Linked DNA regions of Mus musculus: region 1 is linked to region 2. A link is a contact called in ENCODE Hi-C or POLR2A ChIA-PET data. All regions are on one chromosome and are shown on one strand. The core of a region is the stretch at or near the end of the contact, and the rest is flanking DNA. Distances in the headings are between cores, read along the strand shown. Region 1 holds the start of Spa17 (sperm autoantigenic protein 17). Region 2 holds the start of Ccdc15 (coiled-coil domain containing 15).

Region 1 (5,097 bases), core at 2,421-4,920, 270 kb after region 2:
CAAGCAAGATGTTTTTCTTAAGGGATGAAGTACCTCCCAGCATTTATATGGTTTCTTTCTTAGTATTTAAATCTGGAATCAACTTATTATTTATCTGGGGCTATGATATAAAGTATTGATACAATTTTGTTTTCTTATTTTGATCTCAATACTATTTAAGAAGTCCATTTTCTCCTAATGACTTGAGCTACCACTTACACTGTATAGTCACAGGTTTCCTGTCACAAAAATGAAGACTACTAGCCACCCATGAAAAACGGTGGCAAGGGAATTCTTGCCATGTGGGAGACCGGACATTGTTGGTTTAGAAGTCCACACTCATTTATTTTGATTATACTTGTGAAGGTTAAGTTTTTACACTGTATCAGTTGGTAATTCACCTTTAGTTGACGTAAGTGGAAGTGGGTGTGGTGGTTAAGTTTTTTTTTCAAATGGTTTTAGCCACTTGTTTATCAGAGAACTAGTATTCTAAGGCCATTAGTCATCAATTGTTTTTATTACTGTGACCTGGTAACAATGACTCAAATATTTTTTTAATGGTATGCTCCTGAGTTCTAAAATTAAACAAATGACTAAAGATTTTTACTGCATGAATTTGTAAAAGTCAATGTTACAATAACCAAATTCATGTTCATACAAACATTACTTTTAATCAGACAATATATCTTAATAGCTTTCCCCTACTAATATTGTAGATTGTGCAGCAAACATTCACCCTGACTGGATATGAAACAGACCAGCAGGAGTCAGGAAACTGGTGGAAATTTTGAGTTCTTCAAAGGCAGGATCACAAGGGACAGGAGGTGGAGCTGTTCAGTGTGTGTGAGTTATTTGGATTCTATCTGTGTCCTGGGTTTCCTCTCTCTGTAAAATGATTTATGAAGGAACATCTGTTTGCTTAGGGGTATTTCCAGTCTACTTTGCCTAAAGTAATGGTAACAAACCTTCTATACTATGATTGTTCCAGGCAAGAGTAGGTTTTCAGCACAAACATGATGATAATTGTTCTTTCCCCCTTTGACCTGTGAGCCAGATCCTCATATTCATGAATCGTCAAGGCTGGGATTTGTACATCGTACAAAGGAAGTATAGGAACTTCACTTTGGCTTAAAATCAAAGTCACTGCTAGCATGAACCTTAGTCTCTGTGCAGGATGGGACCTGGAAAGTACATAGAATGTAAATTACCTTCCCAGCTGGCAATTCACTTGCCAAAGCAGTTTGTTTCTGTGCCTTCGTTGAAGAACAGTTTCATATACCCCAGCGAAACCCGGTTTATTTAATCTAGGGAGTGTTAAATTATTTTTATAACACTTATGATACTTTCAAATGAGAAGAATCAAAATTTAAAGAAAACTGCAAATTATCCTCTCAGGAAGAACAGGCAGTGAGCTAGCAGGGTTGCCTGAGAATAGGGTCCTTCCATACTGCATCTGTGAGAAATACAGAGAGAATGGCAGGGTACTGAACTGTCACAGCCTGTTGCAAACAGTAAGAGCCGTACTTGCAACCACTGGCCTTATAAAGGCTTTCTGCACAATGACCATGATTTTTAATGTTCTTTTTTTCTTTTTTGTATGTGTGTATGTTTTCATGCTCCCGTGTGTGTGTGTGTGTGTGTGTGTGTATGTGTGTGTGTGTGTGTGTGTGTGTAGTGCTAGATATGTGTTTGCACGTACATGGTGGTCACAGGCTGAAGACATGTATATTCCTCAATCTTAAGTTTTACCATAATGAAATGCTTAGTTTATTTTAAAATTCCTATTTTTTTTTTTAAAAGAGCTTACTCTCTCTTTTCTCTAGAAGGTTCTCAAAATACGCTGCGGCAAAAGCTGGTATATTGTCCGGTTGCTCCCTCAGAATCTCCCGTGTCAGCCCTTCAAGAAGATTTCCAAATCCTTGTGGAATTCGGTAGTGGGTGTTGGAGAAAGGAATCGACATCTCCTCGGAAAGAATTGCCTATATGGTACCTAAAGATTCAGTAAAAAGTGCCTAATTTAAATTATATAATCACAAGTTTCACAAACCAACTCACTATCACGACTCAAATCATTTCTCAAACACACATACCATATTTTGGACTTTAAAAAGAAAAAAGTCACACAATCTAGGTCCTGGTGCTCTCTCTATCTCAGTAGATCTGAATCAAATCCACGCACATCCTATTGTGGCCGAAGTGAACTGACTCTCACAAAATGTTCTCTGACTTCCATAGGCTGACGACATCATGGAGGCCGTGCCCATACACATGCACATACTAAATAAATGAACACCAAATTCACCCCACCACGTCTATCCTTTTCTCCTAGAGTTTTGAATTCTACCACTGAACTATTTTGTTTGTTTTCTGAGACAGAGTCTCTCAACATAGCTCTGGCTGTTCTGTAACTATGTAGACCAGGCTGCCCTCTAACTCAGAGATCTACCTGCCTCTGTCTCCCAAGTGCGGCGATTAGAGCCAGCCTGGTGGATAAACACTATGCTTTGTGAATTATAGTATCATAAATCCAGATCCATTAAATTAGACAAATACATATTTTCAAAGTTAGAGAACCACAGTTTTCACTAGATTAAGTACTTTGTTTTTCTGTCCTTAAGAGGTGAGGGTAGATGTTGCAAGCCCACAGTATTGAAGAGACAATGATTGCTGAGAAGCTGGTATAAACAATCCCCTTTACATTGCTGAGAAGAAACTATTTCAAGTGCAGTACTTGGGAGGCAAGGGTAGGTGGGTCTTTGTGAGTTCAAGGTCAGCCTTGTCTACAGGGTGAGTTTCCGGACAGCCAGGGGCTAAACAGAGAAACCCTGCCTCAAAAACCCAAAAATCAAACAAATAGCAAGCAAGCAAACAAAAATCTAGTCGTTCTAGAAATTATTATAATTTGTTGAATAGTTTCACTTGTTTTTCAGCCCCAACTTTTGAAGCATGTTCTCAAGTGCCTCTGCTTTCTGATGAGGGATTGTGAAAGGGGAGGTCGTGTATTTGGGAGTCAGCTTTTGATGTTTGGGGAATCTTATTTTCTGGTTTTCTCAGGCCTTCTTTTATCTTATTATTCGAGGACTGGCTTAAAGGTGGCTGACATAGGATTTGATTATTGAGAAAAGAGAGCTTCGGGTCTGGGCGTGTGCTCCCTCTGCCTCCCCCAAGAAGCACAAAGGCGGCGCTGGTTGGGGTCGAGGCTGGAGGACTAGAGGTTTAACAAGGCCTAACCTGTGGAGTCTCTTCCCTTTCTCTCTTTTGGCCACAAACAGCAGATTAGATATCGAATCTTGAGAGCTGTGTAAAGCCCTGAACCGGGCGGGGGAGGACAGGCTGTCGAGGGGAAGCAGGTCAAACCGTGGGCGGGACGCCAAAGACCTAGCGTTCCAGATTCTCCGAGAAAGGGCTTGCCAGGCTCTCTGTCTGGTCCAGGAGTTGCGGGAGTATTGGAGATGCGGAGAGACTACGGCACGAAGGAAAATGGCGAAGCCTCCACATTGGAGAGGGAGTGGGGGAAACTGCCTCACCTCTTCTTTCTCTTCAAGCTGGTGCGGATGGTTCCAGTGTTTTATCTCGTTGCTGGGTAACCGTTTTTTTTTTTCTTTTTTCTTTTTTCTTTTTTTTTTAACTACGGAGGCCGGGAGGGGAGCGCCCTGCGCCGCGCCGCGCCGCGCCGCTGATGGTTTCGCGTACTGAAGGCTTGAGGGTGGGGCCCGATAGGTAGACCCTCCCAGGCCCCGCCCACTACGCAAGACCACGCCTCTGCCCTGTCCCCGCCCCCGCATAGGGGCTCTTCCTGAATTCGGCGGGTTAATCAGGATCTTCACAAACATGGTTTCCCCGGGGCCTGTGTTTGGGATAGTGCTGCTCATAATCGCGCGAGTCAGCAGAAGTGCAGGTGAGGTGTCACAGCTGTGCCGGACCCTTGCCTTTCAGATCTTCTGCAGGATCATGGCATGCGTCCCCTTTAAAGGTCTGGTTTGAGTCAGAACTGGACTTTTCGCACCTAGTTCTGGCTCAAGGTACTGTTGGGCCCATCTACTGCCTTTTTCATGCAGGGTACCTCATTTGCAGCATAGGAGGCAGGGAGAGACTTCGGTTTACCCATTGGAATAGGCTCCAGAGTCCCCAGACCGAAGCCTTGAGGAGAGCTCAAAGAGAAGGGGGCGAAGCTTAGTTAGATAATATTTGGAAACAGGTGTCTGAGTCATCCAAAATACTTCAACACCTGCCCCCTCAGTAGTGCCCTTGGGGAGGGCTTCTGTCGGGATGGGTGCCTTGAGGGAATTAAATTTTACTAGTTTCTAAGTGGTTATTAGGGCTAAGAAATACAACCCCCTCACTAGCTCAGAATAATTTAAGGTTCAGCTCTGAATTTTGATACAGCCTAAGAGATACTAGTGGAGGGGTAAGACTCATCACACTGGAGAGGGAGCTATTTCACACTGGCCATTGTGCAGGTCAGAGCTTGTCATCTGACTAACCTGAGCTGGACATTGCCCTCTGCATGGAGATATCAAAAGATAGGAATCTATTCACTTAAAGTAAAAGGTTACTGCTGGAGCCACCCACCCTTCTTTTCTTTGTATCACTGAAAGAGTGGACCTCATCCATAGACTGTCAATAAATGAAATTTGGGGGGGGGGATGAGAATATAGCTCAGTGATAAAGCTCTTGGCTGGAGTGCTAGGAATTTGTGGTCCCATTACCATTATCCTCACAGCAAAAATGAAATTGCAATTCCTTTGGAATTAGATGACGTTGATTCTCATTCTGTCATAAACTACCTTCTGAGGCCTGTCAAGGACATTACTGTCTTCTTTCTTAAGAACTCTGCTACACGAGTAAGCTCCTAGTAGATTGTAAGATCCTTGGCAGCAAGAATTTTTATCTACTATTGGAATTATTTTTCCTTCCAGGGTTGCAGTCTCAATGTGTAAAGTACTAGGTATCATTAAAGAGATATTCATTGAATTCATAGCTGTTCTAATTATTCTTTAAAATTGCTTAATCTATTTGTGCTCTAGTCCCTTGATGGGTAATGTGGTTAGGTTATATCTCTTCATCGGTAGTAACACAATTAACACGTTTATTATAAAGATAATTTCCACCTCTAAA
Region 2 (4,975 bases), core at 997-3,496:
ACTCCAATCAGCAGAAAGTAGTCTAGCAATAACGCTGACCCCTTCTAACTCCTGACTTTACTCAGGGGTCTCTTTCCTTTCTCCCCTATCCTTTTCCTTGTTGTTGCTATCTAGTGTCAGGGGGTTGAAAGGTTAGAAAAGAAGGGATGGAGAAGGGTGAAAGAAAGAAGGACCCTCAAAGTAGCAGAGACCAGCTACACAGGGTCTCTCTTATCTCTGCAGCTTCACTCCAGGTTCATCAGGGTTGCACACAGGTATTTTTACCTGTAAGCTACCTCCAAGACCCTTAATTAATATTTAAATGTCTTGTTTCTCCTCTAAAATCACCCATGTTAAGTACCTTGTATATTCTAAGAACATTGTATATTTCCTACATTCCACAAATACTATGTACATTAGGCAATATTATTTAATTTTAAAAACAAGGGGTGTGGAACGTGACTTACTCCCTATGCACAATAAAATTTGAACAAAAAGCTAAGGAACAGTTTGTTGAAATACTAAACAACTGTGGGCTGGAGAGATGGCTTAGTGATTAAGAGCACTGACTGCTCTTCCTGAAGGTCCTGAGTTCAAGTCCCAGCAACCACATAGTGGCTCACAACCATCTGTAATGAGATCTGATGCCCTCTTCTGGGGTGTCTGAAGACAGCCACAGTGTACTTACAAATAATAAGTCTTTAAAAAAAAAAAAAAAGAGGGGGGGAGGGTATGGGGGACTTTTGGGATAGCATTGGAAATGTAATTGAGGAAAATATGTAATAAAAATAAATTAATTAATTAATTAATTAAAAAAAGAAAGAAAAAATACTAAATAAAGCCAAAAAAAACTAGCAAAACCACTCTCATTTGTTAGCAAATACTAACAAATATTTACATCAAATATTTACAATCAAATATCAAATATTTACATGTGTAAATAAATCAAATATTTACATTAAATTAAATTAAATTAAATTAAATCAAAAATTAAATTAAATTAAATCAAATATTTACATGTGTAAACTTTTGAAAGGGCATTTCTTCATCTGAAATGCTTCTACCCTGAGTGTACAGCATTTCTATTCCTTCACAGACAATGACCATAGTTCCTCATTCGTTCAACAACTACATCCTAAGGACCTAGTTTACCCCAAAAACAAAAATAAACAAGAAGTTCCTTGGCCCCGTGGAATTTACAACTTCCTCAGAGTCTATCAGGATTAACCTCTTTCTTTTATTTTCTTATTTTCATTTTGCCTGGATCTGCATTTAAAAACTTATAAACTCTGAGCAACTACTTAACATTTGAAGAGTGACCAACTGTCATTCTTCTTATGTTACAGTGTCGGGAAATTGTACACAGTACCTATGCCATTCACAGCAAACAACCATGTTTGTGAAGTAAACTAGCCTACTTGCTGGTATGTAGTAAGAACTAAGTTAATATTTGATTGTGTCAACCAAAGATGAAGCAAGTTTTGGAAAACACATCATTGTTGTATAATTTTGACGCAAGAATATAACCTGTATCAGAATGGAAACAGCATCCTCCAGCAGTTCATCTTTCTTTAAGTACCAAAAATTTAGAGAAGGCTAATAAAAAGGGCTGGCAGCGATCACAGTAACCGGGTCAACTGACACTCACATGTGCTGGAATTCCCGACCAATTTGGTGAGGCAGGTTCCACCCAAGCCCCAACTGGTATTATGGCCTGGTTCCTCTCAGCCAGCACTGCCAAAACGTCCTTGCTCTTCGTGGGATTTAAAGCCAGGGGCAATTTTGTGGGATTCCGAGGCTTCTTGAGGGGCGCCATACCTCCTGGCATTGACTTCTGGTTAGAAGAAAAGAGAAAGAGGGACAAGGCTTAAGACAAGGGGGAAAGGCGTAAAAATTACTTTCTAGAAGGAACGGAGATGAGAGGACGAAAAAACAAGGATTTACTTGGGAGATGAAAGCCTGCCCAGAGGTGAGCATAGGCGGGCGCTAAGGGCAGGGCTTGAGTCTGAGATGACCGCGGGTGGAAAAGCGCCGGCCCACGGCATGGGGCTGGAGGGGAGTCTAAGGCCCGGGCAGGAGCCGGGGGTCTTAAGAAGCCTGGGCACAGGAGGTGGGGGGCGTCTGAAGCCCGGCCAGGAAAGCGGGGTCCTGTGAGGCTCCAACAGTTGGATAGGAGACCTGTGAAGCCTGGAGCCTGCCGCGATCCGGTCCGTCTCACACACAGACTCAAACTCCGCGGGCTGCTACGCAAAGGACAAACAGCAAACTGCCACCCCGGGGCCCACGCCTGCCCTGCCTCTTCCGCATTTGTCACCCGTCTTGGGCTGGGGAGGCGGGAATCCGAGCGCGGGGATTACGTCACTTCCGCTTCCTGCCCTTTGGTTGGGGAGGACTAGAGCGGGTTGTTGAATCCGGCAGCGAGCTTAGACTCGGCCTCTCTTTGGATACTGGCGCTGTAGTCTTCTCAAATCTCGAAGTGAGAGGTCTGACATGATGAACAGGCGAGTAAGCGTTCACCGCTGAGGAAATCTCGGGAATAGACAGAGCAGTTCTCAACCTAAGGGTCGCTACCTCTGGGGGTCGCATATCAGATATCCTGCAATGAGATATTTTACATTACAGTTCATAGCAGGAGCAAAATTACAGTTATGAAGTCGCACCCAAATTTTATGGTTGTAGGTCACCACAACATAAGGAACTGTATTAAAGAGTCGCAGTATTAGGAAGGTTGAGAACCACTGGGCAAGAACATGTTGCCAGTGGATCCTTGAGAAGCAAACCAAGCCAACAATCAACCAGACTGCGCTTTTATGCAGCCCCTAAGGTTTACAACGCTATTTCGTGATTACCTTTGACATGTTCTTGTGTGTGACCATCACAACTCACTCCAAACAATGCTTGGGATATTTCATTAAACCCAAAAGACATACACTCATTTTACTCAAGGTGTATATTCGTGCTGGGGGTTGAACCAAGGGCCTCTGGCATTCTAGGCAAGTGCAGCAGTGGAAACCCTAGCTGCCTTAATAATTTTGCTTTTAAGTTAGGGTCTCACTAAGTTGCCCATGCTGGACTTGAACTCACTGTGTAGCCCAGGCCTCGAACTTGCAATCCTCCTGCCTTAGCCTTCCCAATGGCTGCCGTTACAGGCACGTGTCACCCTGCTTTACTTCAACATACCTTATTGCAAGCATTTTATATATCAGTATGTTTTCTGGTTACTCCAGATACTCCCAGTGAACAAAGATCCCTTGTTTGGAGAATTTAAAATCCATTGGAGAATTTACACTGACATTGATAGGACATTTCCAGAGAAGACATCACTAGGGCAATTGAAGTTGATCTTTGAGTTTTGTTTGTATTTCATTTTACTCAGTACTGGAAGTTAAGCCCAGGGCTTCATACATGCTGGTCAAGAACTATATACCCTGCCAACTTTTTTTAACTAGTCTACTTTTAAACAGAAACTATATATGATCATAGAACAAGCCTTTATACTCTTCAAGGGAGGGTTTTAGGTATATAGTTGATTGTTTCACAGCTTTTAATGGGATCTCCTAGGTAGTTCAGGTTCCTCCTGCCTCAGCTTCCCAAGGGCTGGAATAACAGTCACAAAACATCATACCCAGGTATAGGATGATTCCAGGTAGGAGCTGGAGAGATGGTTAATTAAGACTGCTTCCTGCTCTTCCAGAGGACTAAAGTTCATATGCCAGCACTCACGTGCTCACACTCTCCTATAACTCCAGCTCCGTGGATCCAGTGTCCTCTTTTTGCCTCCCTAGGCACCTATATACCCCCCACATACAACACACACACACACACTGTCTTCTGGGTAGAGAATGAGCATTAATGTGGGAGCACTGACTGACTGGGAGAAGTGAAGGAGGCTGACTAGAAGAGGATGAAAGGGGTAGAATGGAGATGAGCATGCCAAGTACTCAACATAGAGCATGTTGAGTACTATAATGTGTTGAGATGGAGCACCATCAGAGAACTCTGAGCTAATGAGTACCAATTTTTTTCTTTAAAAAAAATTCCATATGCTGTCTTGAGAATTAGACAAATAAAAATAAGTGGGGAAAGGCTAGTTAAGAGGCTACAACAATTGCCCCACTATGACCTCCCTCCCCCCCAAAAAAAAATCTCATGATTTGAGAAAGAAAAGGCTGAAGTCTGGTGCTAGCCATATAGGAAACTTATTTCCTGGAAATCAGAAATAGATGTCCCAGAATGCCAATAACTTATCAGACCACCTTGCAGGAGATAGGAGCTGAAACAATTATGGGTCAGTAACCATACCTTAGCCAGGATTCTTTAATTATGCCTTCTGTTTAAACTTTATCCTCATGTTTGGACCCCTGGAAGTTGGACCTCTTTGTCCCTCTTCCCATTGTGACCATAGTGAGTAAATCATTTCTGCTTTTCATTCATGTGACTTTTAATTGGCTAATCAAGCACATGTGGCCAAAGCCAACTTGTTAGGGTAGTCTAGGCATAGTCTCTGACCCCCTAACTCTGGAAATAAGAAAATGGGTCTTCCAGGGTATCTGGCACCCTCTTCTCATTTCTGTGAGCACCAGACACAAACATAGTGAACAAAACATAGTGAAAAGCATGCAGGCAAAGCGACCATTTGTAGTCAATGAACTGAAAGGTGAGAGCATTGGACAAATTGTCCAGGAGGTCTGAAATTGCTGAAAAAAATGACAAACACAAGTTACTCATTGTCAGGAACAACAATCTTTAAGGCATTTCAGAAAAAAAAAATATCTGGAGATTGATTGATGAATGTAAGTTGGAAAGCAGTGAATGGTATAGTCAGATGATACAAAATTTAATATTAAGGACCATGTTAAGAAAAAGCCAGGTGTGGTTAAATATAGTATGGAATAGCAAGAAAAAAACCCATCCTGCCTCCACTGAGGTGGATAATGGTCAGAACAGAGTCACTTCTTGGGGACAGAGAGATTAAGTTATACACACTCACACACAC

Evidence for each region. Hi-C counts contacts between places; a loop is a spot of excess contacts on that map. ChIA-PET counts read pairs that join two places held with the same protein, here RNA polymerase II (POLR2A).
Region 1: a loop to region 2 is called in a map of heart, with 10 times the contacts of the local background. The contact joins the promoter of Spa17 here to the promoter of Ccdc15 in region 2. A Hi-C loop is called at or near these places in 1 of 37 maps with a recorded cell type or tissue (heart). POLR2A ChIA-PET finds 5 or more read pairs at or near these places in 1 of 5 experiments (Patski).

What each region holds. Positions count from the first base shown.
Region 1 is chr9:37,610,050-37,615,146 of GRCm38, forward strand. Spa17 (sperm autoantigenic protein 17) reads right to left here and starts at 3,671. Exons shown (of 5, transcript NM_011449.2): 1 at 3,507-3,671; 2 at 1,787-1,969. The coding sequence starts at 1,940. Siae (sialic acid acetylesterase) reads left to right here and starts at 3,772. Exons shown (of 10, transcript NM_011734.4): 1 at 3,772-3,877. The coding sequence starts at 3,811.
Region 2 is chr9:37,346,111-37,351,085 of GRCm38, forward strand. It overlaps Ccdc15 (coiled-coil domain containing 15), which reads right to left and starts at 2,247. Exons shown (of 16, transcript NM_001081429.2): 1 at 1,924-2,247; 2 at 1,628-1,813. The coding sequence starts at 1,807.